Regions from separate parts of the Homo sapiens genome. Here all the other regions are linked to region 1. The links are chromatin contacts, found by Hi-C or POLR2A ChIA-PET in ENCODE. All regions are on one chromosome and are shown on one strand. Each heading gives the region's core, a stretch centred on a gene start or an enhancer-like site at or near the end of the contact. The rest is flanking DNA. Distances are from core to core; before and after follow the strand shown.

The links. Hi-C counts contacts between places; a loop is a spot of excess contacts on that map. ChIA-PET counts read pairs that join two places held with the same protein, here RNA polymerase II (POLR2A). Pooled maps may share reads with other maps.
Region 2: a loop to region 1 is called in a map of gastrocnemius medialis, with 22 times the contacts of the local background. The contact joins the enhancer-like site here to the promoter of MAFB in region 1. A Hi-C loop is called at or near these places in 3 of 168 maps with a recorded cell type or tissue (gastrocnemius medialis, heart right ventricle and sigmoid colon) and 12 of 50 pooled maps.
Region 3: a pooled map shows a loop between it and region 1 (8-fold over the local background). The contact joins the promoter of LPIN3 here to the promoter of MAFB in region 1. A Hi-C loop is called at or near these places in 2 of 50 pooled maps. POLR2A ChIA-PET finds 5 or more read pairs at or near these places in 2 of 52 experiments (HEK293 and WTC11).

Annotation. Positions count from the first base shown.
Region 1 is chr20:40,687,593-40,690,629 of GRCh38, reverse strand. It overlaps MAFB (MAF bZIP transcription factor B), which reads left to right and starts at 1,394. Exons shown (of 1, transcript NM_005461.5): 1 at 1,394-3,037. The coding sequence starts at 1,780. The coding sequence ends at 2,751. RefSeq lists enhancers at 1-203, 204-1,181 and silencers at 1,132-1,441, 1,462-1,531.
Region 2 is chr20:39,984,947-39,987,983 of GRCh38, reverse strand. No RefSeq gene overlaps it. Among named protein-coding and RNA genes, the nearest start is that of LINC01370, 18 kb to the left of the region's middle. RefSeq lists an enhancer at 1,491-2,194. Within about 2 kb of position 1,647, at least 19 of the 41 ENCODE cell types and tissues checked have a DNase peak (open chromatin) inside an H3K27ac peak, as active enhancers do; they include gastrocnemius medialis, heart right ventricle and sigmoid colon, where a contact is called at or near this core.
Region 3 is chr20:41,339,215-41,342,251 of GRCh38, reverse strand. It overlaps LPIN3 (lipin 3), which reads right to left and starts at 1,431. Exons shown (of 20, transcript NM_022896.3): 1 at 1,250-1,431. RefSeq lists a silencer at 1,450-1,609 and an enhancer at 1,770-1,819.

The DNA.
Region 1 (3,037 bases), core at 145-2,644:
CGCGGCTCCCAAGCCCAGTCTGGATGCCTAGTGCGGTGTGCTTCGGTCTCCCCGTCTGCCCTCCGGGGAGGTTTCTCACCCGGTGGCCCTGGGCCGCTTCACTGTGGCGCTTCCACTTTTGGCTACCGGCCTTCCTCCGCCCAGGACCTTCCGGCCCAGGGAGCAGCCGACGGGCACCCCCGAACGCTGGGGCACGGAATTTCAACGGGGCGACCAGAGCGGAGCTCGCGGCTCGAGGCTCGCGGCTGAGTACGAAGACGGGACCCGAGGACCTGTACATCGCTCGAGGGGAACCTGTCCTGGGCTCTGGTGCACACATAGTATGCGTTCTGGGCTGGCTTGGGTTGGGCCAGGTAGGGGAGACCTGGCTGGGTACGAGGCGCCGTCCAAGCCTTCCGGCCGTGGGCCGGGCGGTCGCGGCGCCTTTGCGCACAGTGGCCACTTGGGGTCGCACTTTATGCCTGTTTGAGCCTCTCCGCGGCGGGCTGACGCCGGGATCTGCTTAATCGTTACAAAACGTTCAAACAAAAACAGGGCCGGCTCCCCAGCAGTGGAGAGCTACTCGGAGCACCGTCCCGGGCCGGCCTCGGCCCCGAGGCTCCGGGGGCTCAGGATTCCGTGCGTGTGGCGGGGAAGAGGAATTCAGAGCCTTTGGGCTGCTGCTTTTCCCGTCGCCTTCACTGTGAACATTGTGCGGTGGGGTGAACGCGGGGAGCGGCGGGGCCAGTGGAGTCGAACCTCAGGGCTCTGCGACTGCACCCGCCAGGAGGGGCCCTCGCTTGGCCTGAGAAAGGTCCCCTGAGGTTAAGAGTTGGGTCTGAACACAACTCTCGGAGCCTCGAGCCCGCCCTCCCCAACATACAAATACGCGCAGATCTCCAGAAACAGGAACGCACGACACACACGGCCAGAAGCCGCGAGGACACACAGAGCGTCGCCCACTGGGCGGGGGCCGCTTGGGAACAAAGGGCCCAGGAGGCGTTGTCCCGGCGCTCATTCTGAGCCTCCTTGGGGGTGACACGGGATGGGGGTGGGGTGCAAAGGGAACTGAGGGAGGAGAGTGCGCGAGGAGGGGAAAGCGGTGATTTGGCCTAGAGGTGGGGCGCGCACTCCAGGCGAGCGTGCGTGGGCCGGGACCTGCAGGGTACGGGGGTGGGCCCAGGCTGGCCGTCCCACTCCGCTCCAGCGCTCCGCCAGGCCTCCGCCGCTCCGGGGCCGCTCGGGCCGCCAGTCAGCTGACGCGGGGGGCGGGGGAGCTGTCAGGCGCGCCCCGCCCTGCGCCGCTGGGCCGCGGAGGCCGTGCAGCTATTGGCCCGCGCACCGGGCCGCCCGGGCCCCCGCACCCCAGTGACATCAGGAGGCGATAAAAGGCTGCGGCGCCGCCGGATCCAGCACAGCTGCACCGCCGAGCTGCGAGCGGCTGCGAGCGAGAGAGCGTAAGAGCAAGAGAGCTAGAGAGCGAGCAACGGGCACTCGCCCCACGCCTCCCCTCAGCCCCACCGCGCGCTCCGCTTGCCTCTCCACCCCGCCCGACTCTACCCGGCCCGGTCCCTGCGCGGGCACAGCCCAGAGCTCTGGGGCGGTGCAGGCAGCCTCGGGACTCTCCGGCGCGCCGCCGCGTCCCCAGACAAAGGCTTGGCCGGCGGCCCCGGCCCGCTGCGCCCTCGCTCCCCGCCTCCCCAGCTCTTCTCCGCTCTTCCCCCCCGCGCTTGGCTCGGCGCGCTCCGGCCGGCCGCAAAGTTTCCCGGGCGGCAGCGGCGGCTGCGCCTCGCTTCAGCGATGGCCGCGGAGCTGAGCATGGGGCCAGAGCTGCCCACCAGCCCGCTGGCCATGGAGTATGTCAACGACTTCGACCTGCTCAAGTTCGACGTGAAGAAGGAGCCACTGGGGCGCGCGGAGCGTCCGGGCAGGCCCTGCACACGCCTGCAGCCAGCCGGCTCGGTGTCCTCCACACCGCTCAGCACTCCGTGTAGCTCCGTGCCCTCGTCGCCCAGCTTCAGCCCGACCGAACAGAAGACACACCTCGAGGATCTGTACTGGATGGCGAGCAACTACCAGCAGATGAACCCCGAGGCGCTCAACCTGACGCCCGAGGACGCGGTGGAAGCGCTCATCGGCTCGCACCCAGTGCCACAGCCGCTGCAAAGCTTCGACAGCTTTCGCGGCGCTCACCACCACCACCATCACCACCACCCTCACCCGCACCACGCGTACCCGGGCGCCGGCGTGGCCCACGACGAGCTGGGCCCGCACGCTCACCCGCACCATCACCATCATCACCAAGCGTCGCCGCCGCCGTCCAGCGCCGCTAGCCCGGCGCAACAGCTGCCCACTAGCCACCCCGGGCCCGGGCCGCACGCGACGGCCTCGGCGACGGCGGCGGGCGGCAACGGCAGCGTGGAGGACCGCTTCTCCGACGACCAGCTCGTGTCCATGTCCGTGCGCGAGCTGAACCGCCACCTGCGGGGCTTCACCAAGGACGAGGTGATCCGCCTGAAGCAGAAGCGGCGGACCCTGAAGAACCGGGGCTACGCCCAGTCTTGCAGGTATAAACGCGTCCAGCAGAAGCACCACCTGGAGAATGAGAAGACGCAGCTCATTCAGCAGGTGGAGCAGCTTAAGCAGGAGGTGTCCCGGCTGGCCCGCGAGAGAGACGCCTACAAGGTCAAGTGCGAGAAACTCGCCAACTCCGGCTTCAGGGAGGCGGGCTCCACCAGCGACAGCCCCTCCTCTCCCGAGTTCTTTCTGTGAGTCGTGGCCGGTCCTGGCCCCCGCCCTTGCCCCGGCCCGGACTCCCTGTCCCACGTCCCTAGTCCCAGACTACCCCGGACCCTGTCCCTGCCGCGGCCCCAGCCTTGACCTGTTTGACTTGAGCGAGAGGGAGGAAGGGCGCGCGGGCCGCGGGCGACGGGCGGGTGCGCGGGCGGGCAGGGGACCTTGGCTAAGGCGAGAGTAGCGCACGCCAGCGCCGCCTCCTAGACTCGAGCAGAGCCGGAGAGAGAGACGAGAGGGTGGGAGGTCCCGGAGTAACTTCTCT
Region 2 (3,037 bases), core at 398-2,897, 700 kb after region 1:
GAAAGAAAGAAAGAAAGAAAAGACCTTGCCTCAAAAAGGTAGCATTCATAGAAGAATTCTCCAGTTTTTTTCCTTGTTTCAGACTTTTCTGGGTATTCGTTTGTTTGTTTGTTTGTTTCAACAGTAACTGTGGGTTCACTAAGGTTGGACTTTCTCACCCCAGGCCCATTTGAATTCATCCTATGTGGGTTTTGGTCATTGTATGCCCTTTACTGTTCTTCATTTGTGTTTTATATATTGGATTAGAGAGCTGCATTAAGAACTTCTAGTTACATGCCATTTAAATTGAAGAAGGTTCTTATGTGTCTAACTAATAAAATTTCCCTCTCTCTTAGAATATTCTGTATTTTGTACTTTTTACTGGGTCAAGGATACTGTTTTCCTTGTTGTCATAAATTATTGCAATTTAACTCTATATAAATATAGATTTTTAAAAATAAAATTTGGGTGGAATACAGGATTTTAGAAGCTGTGGCTCTCTGATGTTTCCAAGGATTCAGTGTGGGTCACCAAGAGAGCATTTATTCTAATAATTTATTGTAAAAATATTCAAACTTGCAGCAAAGTTGAAGTAATTTTGCAGGGAACAGACTTGTACCTACCATCTATATTTTGCCTTTAACATTTTTTTTCTACTTGTTTTATCACGTCTGTCCATCTATCCATCAATTAATTTATCACAGTTTTGGATGCATTTCAAAGTAAATTGAGAAAACTAGTATACTTCTTCTTAAATAGTTCTGTATAAATATTATTAGAGTTCATTATTAGTTTACTTTTTTCTTTATGTAAAAACTTACATGTAAGGTACATATACATTTATTGAGTTTTGCAAACACATACACGTGTGTAACACAGACCCCTATCAAGTTACAGAATATTGCCATCACCCTCTTACTCTTTCAAAAAGTACAATTTCAGGATATTATAATCTGACAAAGTTAGAAAGGAGGCAATTTCCTCCAGAAATACCCCCAAGGCTAACTCAGTTTCCCCACTACATTTATGTGCTGGTAGAAAAGGAACTCTTTCTTCCCTGCAGTTTCTTAGATTTTGTACTTTTGCCACAGAAGTTAGTGCTTGGGAGTGTGGAGAGTAAAGAGCCAAATGGAAACAGAAAAAGCCATGTCATCATTAAAAATAAACAGAGACACAAATATGTCAGAGGGCAGAGGCAGACACTTCATTGTGCAAGTGATTTATGAGGAAGCTAATTTTAAACAAGCCTGGGCTGCGTGGTGCCTTTCAGCCAAACAAACAGGCAAAGCGCCCTTTCGACAGCAGCCGAGAGCTGCTGATCTCCTCAAGGAATAATCTCATTTTCTTGGTGGTGTAAAAGGCACTAAGTGGCTGTTTTCTGTCTAAGGAAACCCGGCTGAGTCACTGAAGGCAGGCCCTGTTAAATGCCAGAGAGTAACAAGACAAAGACCTGCCTTCTACAAGTTAAACCCACAAAACAAAACACTGACACATTAACAACAAATCAAGCAGGTTTCCCTCTGTTTATTCCATGTCCTACATTTCTTTTCCCTTAAAATGGCACTAGGATATGAGAGAGAGGGATTGGCCACCCAGGAAATTAGTACATGGCTCTCTGGCCTGGCTATTCATGTCTGCTTTGTAACACAGATCAGGCAGGCACTGAGAGTTATCCCTGGGGGAGCCAGCCAAGGAACTGAGAATGTAGAAACAGGAGAGGCAAGCGGGCCAGGCTCACATGTGGAGGAGACATTGCAAAGCTGTACAAGGCAGCCAGCCTAGGATTAGTAGAATCTATCTTTAGATTGGAGGCCTTAGGCTATTAGTTTTCTCTGCCTTCAGGTTTGAGCCTTTTCCAAATGCCAATGCTGAAAAATCTGTAGTTCAATAGTCTGCTGCATGGGAAATTCTTATAGCCAAGCACATTTAGGTGTGTGTGTGTGTGTGGTGTGTGTGTGTGTGTGTGGTGTGTAGGGATTGATTGTCAGCAGTAATTTCAGTGAATGAACATTTAATACGGACCCTCAATATATAAGGTTCAAAAGCCACATGAAAGGTATAAAAAGATTGAGGTGCTAGATTAAAGAGAGAATTTCTTTGGGAAAATGTGTTGGAGTATTTTTCCTACTGCCATTCCAAGAAGGGGTGGGTAGGGGATGTGGTCCCCTTGCCTCAAGTCTAGTGAGAGAGGCTGGAAAAACCCAATTAGGGAGTTAGATTGCTTCCTTTGGATGTAATGAATAGTGCGGATGTTTCACAGGGTTCCAACAACTAGTGAGGCCCGAGCACTGACAAATGAGAACTGAAATCATTTGTGCATTTGGAGTCAGCTCTTGCAGGGTCTGGCTTTGCCAAGTATTTTCTTTTAGGTTCCTGAATAGTGGGAGGTCTGGAGGTCCTGGGAAGAGGCTGAGGAGGCAAGGGTATTGGCAGAGGATTTGACGGGAGCTCAGAGCAGAAGTTATTTACCAATTGTTACAAGAGGACTTCAAACATGCAAAGCCAGTTCGCCCTACTAGGGCATACCAGTTAACTAGCAGACCTGAACAGCGGATGGAGTAGGGGCTGCTGGGGTTACAGAGTACCTGCACTTCTGCCAAGCACTGGTAAAGGTGCATGTTTCCCATGGAGATGTCAGCCATATGAGCAGGAGGAAGAGAACTGGCCCTTATCACCTTAAAGGGACTTTACCCAAGAAGGTTGTCTGGAAGGGAGATAGGACAACAGTTGAGACATTATATGGTGGAGAAGAAACCCCCAAAACCAAGGTGCTTTTATGCTATAAACTCTCTCAGCAGTCTTTGGCAATAGATGACCCCTTCTTAGGTTACTGTTTTTAAGTACATAAATTAAATCCATAGAATTGCCAAAGGAATCCTCTTTAAGTAGAGTTATCAAAATATTTCAAAATTTTTATAACATTAAATAACCAGATTTAGCATCAGTCCTAATAACTATCATTATTTTCATAATTTTAAAACATTGATAAGTGTAAACAACATTTTGAAATACCTTCACAATTGCAATGTAATATGAAACGATCTGTATATGGGTGCTC
Region 3 (3,037 bases), core at 182-2,681, 650 kb before region 1:
CATTTGCTAGCTGTGACCATGGGCAAGTGACTTCATCTCTCTGACCCTCAGTCTCAGCCTCCAAAATGGGAATAACATCAGGCACGTGTGAGTAACTAATGACTTTGTGTAAAGCCCTGGAATGCAATAAAAACCTGTATGTACACCTATCAGCAGCAGCATCATGACAGCCCCACTCATGCAGGCTGGTCCTGTGGGCACTGCAGGTCATACTCTGATGAACTGCCCCTGCCAGCAGTTGAGAGTTTGGACTTCTTTTATTTATTTATTTTTTTGAGATGGAGTCTTGCCCTGTCACCCAGACTGGAGTGCGGTGGCATGATTTTGGCTCACTGCAAGCTCCGCCTGCTGGGTTCAAGCAATTCTCCTGCCTCAGCCTCCCGAGTAGCTGGGACTACAGGCGTGTGCCACCACACCCGGCTAATTTTTTGTATTTTTAGTGGAGACGGGGTTTCACCGTGTTAGGATGGTCTCGATCTCCTGACCTCATGATCCACCCGCCTCAGTCTCCAAAGTGCTGGGATTACAGGCGTGAGCCACCGCGCCCAGCGGAGTTTGGACTTCTTAACTTGGCACTCAAGGCCATGCACAATGGTGGCACCACTATTTGCAAAACGAGCATGTGCACTCCACGTAGGCCTCACACCCCACCTTGGGGATGTTCACAGGCCTTCCAGGCTAGACTACAACTCTAGCACAGGGAAGCCAGAGCAAGCTGCCCTAGGACTAGGCTCTCAGCCCTCGGGGCTCCCAGGTTTGGGTGGATGAAGGGTGTGGCTCTCCACCGAGGACCAGAGGGAGCAGGAGAGTAAGCACTCCTAGTGCCCCAGTAGAGAGAAAGCGCCACCCCAGCCCCCAGCAGCTACAGCATCTGATCTGCCCAGTCTCAGGGCAAGCAGGGCAAGGGCCAGTCACTGTTTTGCAACTGAGGACACTGGGTACCAGAGAAAGTGGCTGTCCTCCTCAAGGTCACACAGTCAGGCTGGGGTAAAGCTGGGCCAGCCTCCCCTGGGAGGTTTCGACGTCTCCTCTCCAGACTCTACGTTCTGGGTGTCCAGGGGGCCTGCAGCCGCTGGGCCAGGGAAAAAGGGACAAAATGAGGCCAGTCCCTCCACCCCTGCGTCCCCATCTTACAGCTAGGGGTGGACCCAGGCCCGCGGACAGGAAGGAAGGAATGTAGGATGGCAGGACAGATGGGCAGGGCGGGAGGGGAGAGGGTCATCTCTTCTCCCCCCGAGTTGGGCCCTACCTGGGGAGCTGCCCACTGGAGCTCCTGGACTCAGAGCCGCCGCCTCTACCTACGTGCACAGGCTCCACAGGTGAGTGTCTTCGGCCCTCAGTCACTTGGCGCTTCCGGGTCCTCTAAGACAGGGTGAGAGCACGGCTCCACTCCTTCTACGATCCTAGTGCGGCCTCCACAGGCCCCAATCTGCCCAGGCTCCACTCCCTGGAAAGACCCCGCCCCTGCTCCGATCCCCGCCCAGGGCGCCCTTTGGCCTCGGAGGCGGGGGCGGGGCCAGACTTCATGCCCCGCCCACCAGACCCCGCCCCAAGTCCCTGTGCCACCGCCTGCCCCACCTCCAGAAAAGTGTGGATTTCGGAACGGGGCGGACCTAGCTCCTCCCAGATTTGCTTCCAGCTTGCTGTGTGATCTTGGGTGAATTCCTTCCTCAATTTGATCCCATTTCCTGTTTTGTCAAGGGGGAAAGCCGCCTTGCAGGATTTTAGAGATGACATGAAATGACTTTGCGCGGCTCCTGGCGCTCAAACGTCCCCTCCTGGGGGCAGCTTTTCCTGAACCCACCCGTATCTCCCAGACTGGACAGGCCCCTCGCGTCATCTGTTCGCATAGCCCACAGTTGTAATTTCATATTTGCTTGAATGACTACTTGATTAATGTATATCTCTTCATTTAAATTTGAACTCTGAGAGCAGGTCACGTACATCCTTACACTCCAGCGCTTATCAGTACCTCGCCTGACAAACAGCAGGCGCTCCATAAATGCCCGCACCTTCATTCCATCCCTGGGACGTTCTGGTCGAGCGGCAGCGGGCTCAATACTGACACTGGCCAGCAGGGGGCAGGCGGTGATCAGCCTTCTGGCCCAGCCGCGCTCCCTCCCTGTCTGCAGGCACTGCGGGAGGGGACAGGTGAGCCCAGGTGCGCCGAGGCACGCGGAAGGTGCATTTACTCTCGTGCCTTGGGCAAGGCCCGGGCCGGGAACGGCTTTTTCCTCTTGGATCTGTGGCTCGCGGCTTTCCTGGACCAAAGACCTTTCCGACGCCCTATGGCCCCTGCAAAGAAGCTGCCCTGAGAAGGGCCTGGAGATGAAGTAATTTGTTCTAAAAGAGAGAGGGCACCGAGGAAAGGCTTGGCGGAGCAGCAACGGCGACGAGCCAGGCTTAGAAACGACTGGGCGGTGAGGAGGAGAGGTAGCTGCCATTATTCTGACTCAGGGTGACAGAACCTGTTTGGAAGTGACTGGCCTCAGTTGTCCTCATTTTGGCAGAAGTCATTTAGTATCAGTCCTGATCCCAGGTAGTGTCTGGCTGCTATCTCAGAAGAGCCCTGTTGGGAGCAGAGCTATGTCAAGGTGGCCAGGAGGGCAGCGTCATACATACCATTTTCTGTAACATCAGGAAATCCCTGAAGGGAGCCCGAGAAGGAAGGAAGGAGAGGTCACAGGTTGGGGCTACAGATGCCGAAATCAATTTACCTCTTTGAGCCTCAATTTCATCGGCAAAGGTGGTGATAAAAGCTACCTTGCAGGATTCTATTGTGAGGATTTACAGGATGAATTAAATAAGTGGTTCTCAACCTTGACTGTGTGTTAGAATCACTGTGCCCTAGACGAATACTGATGCCCCGGATACTGGGAGTTTAAAAACCTCTCCAGTTGGTTGTAATGTACAAACAAGGCTGAGAACTGCTGATCCAAATTAAATGCAGAGCACAGCGCCAGGGCACACACTAGGCATTCAGGAATGTTTATCACATATTTATTTTTATTTAAAAAATTTTTGTGTCACACATTTT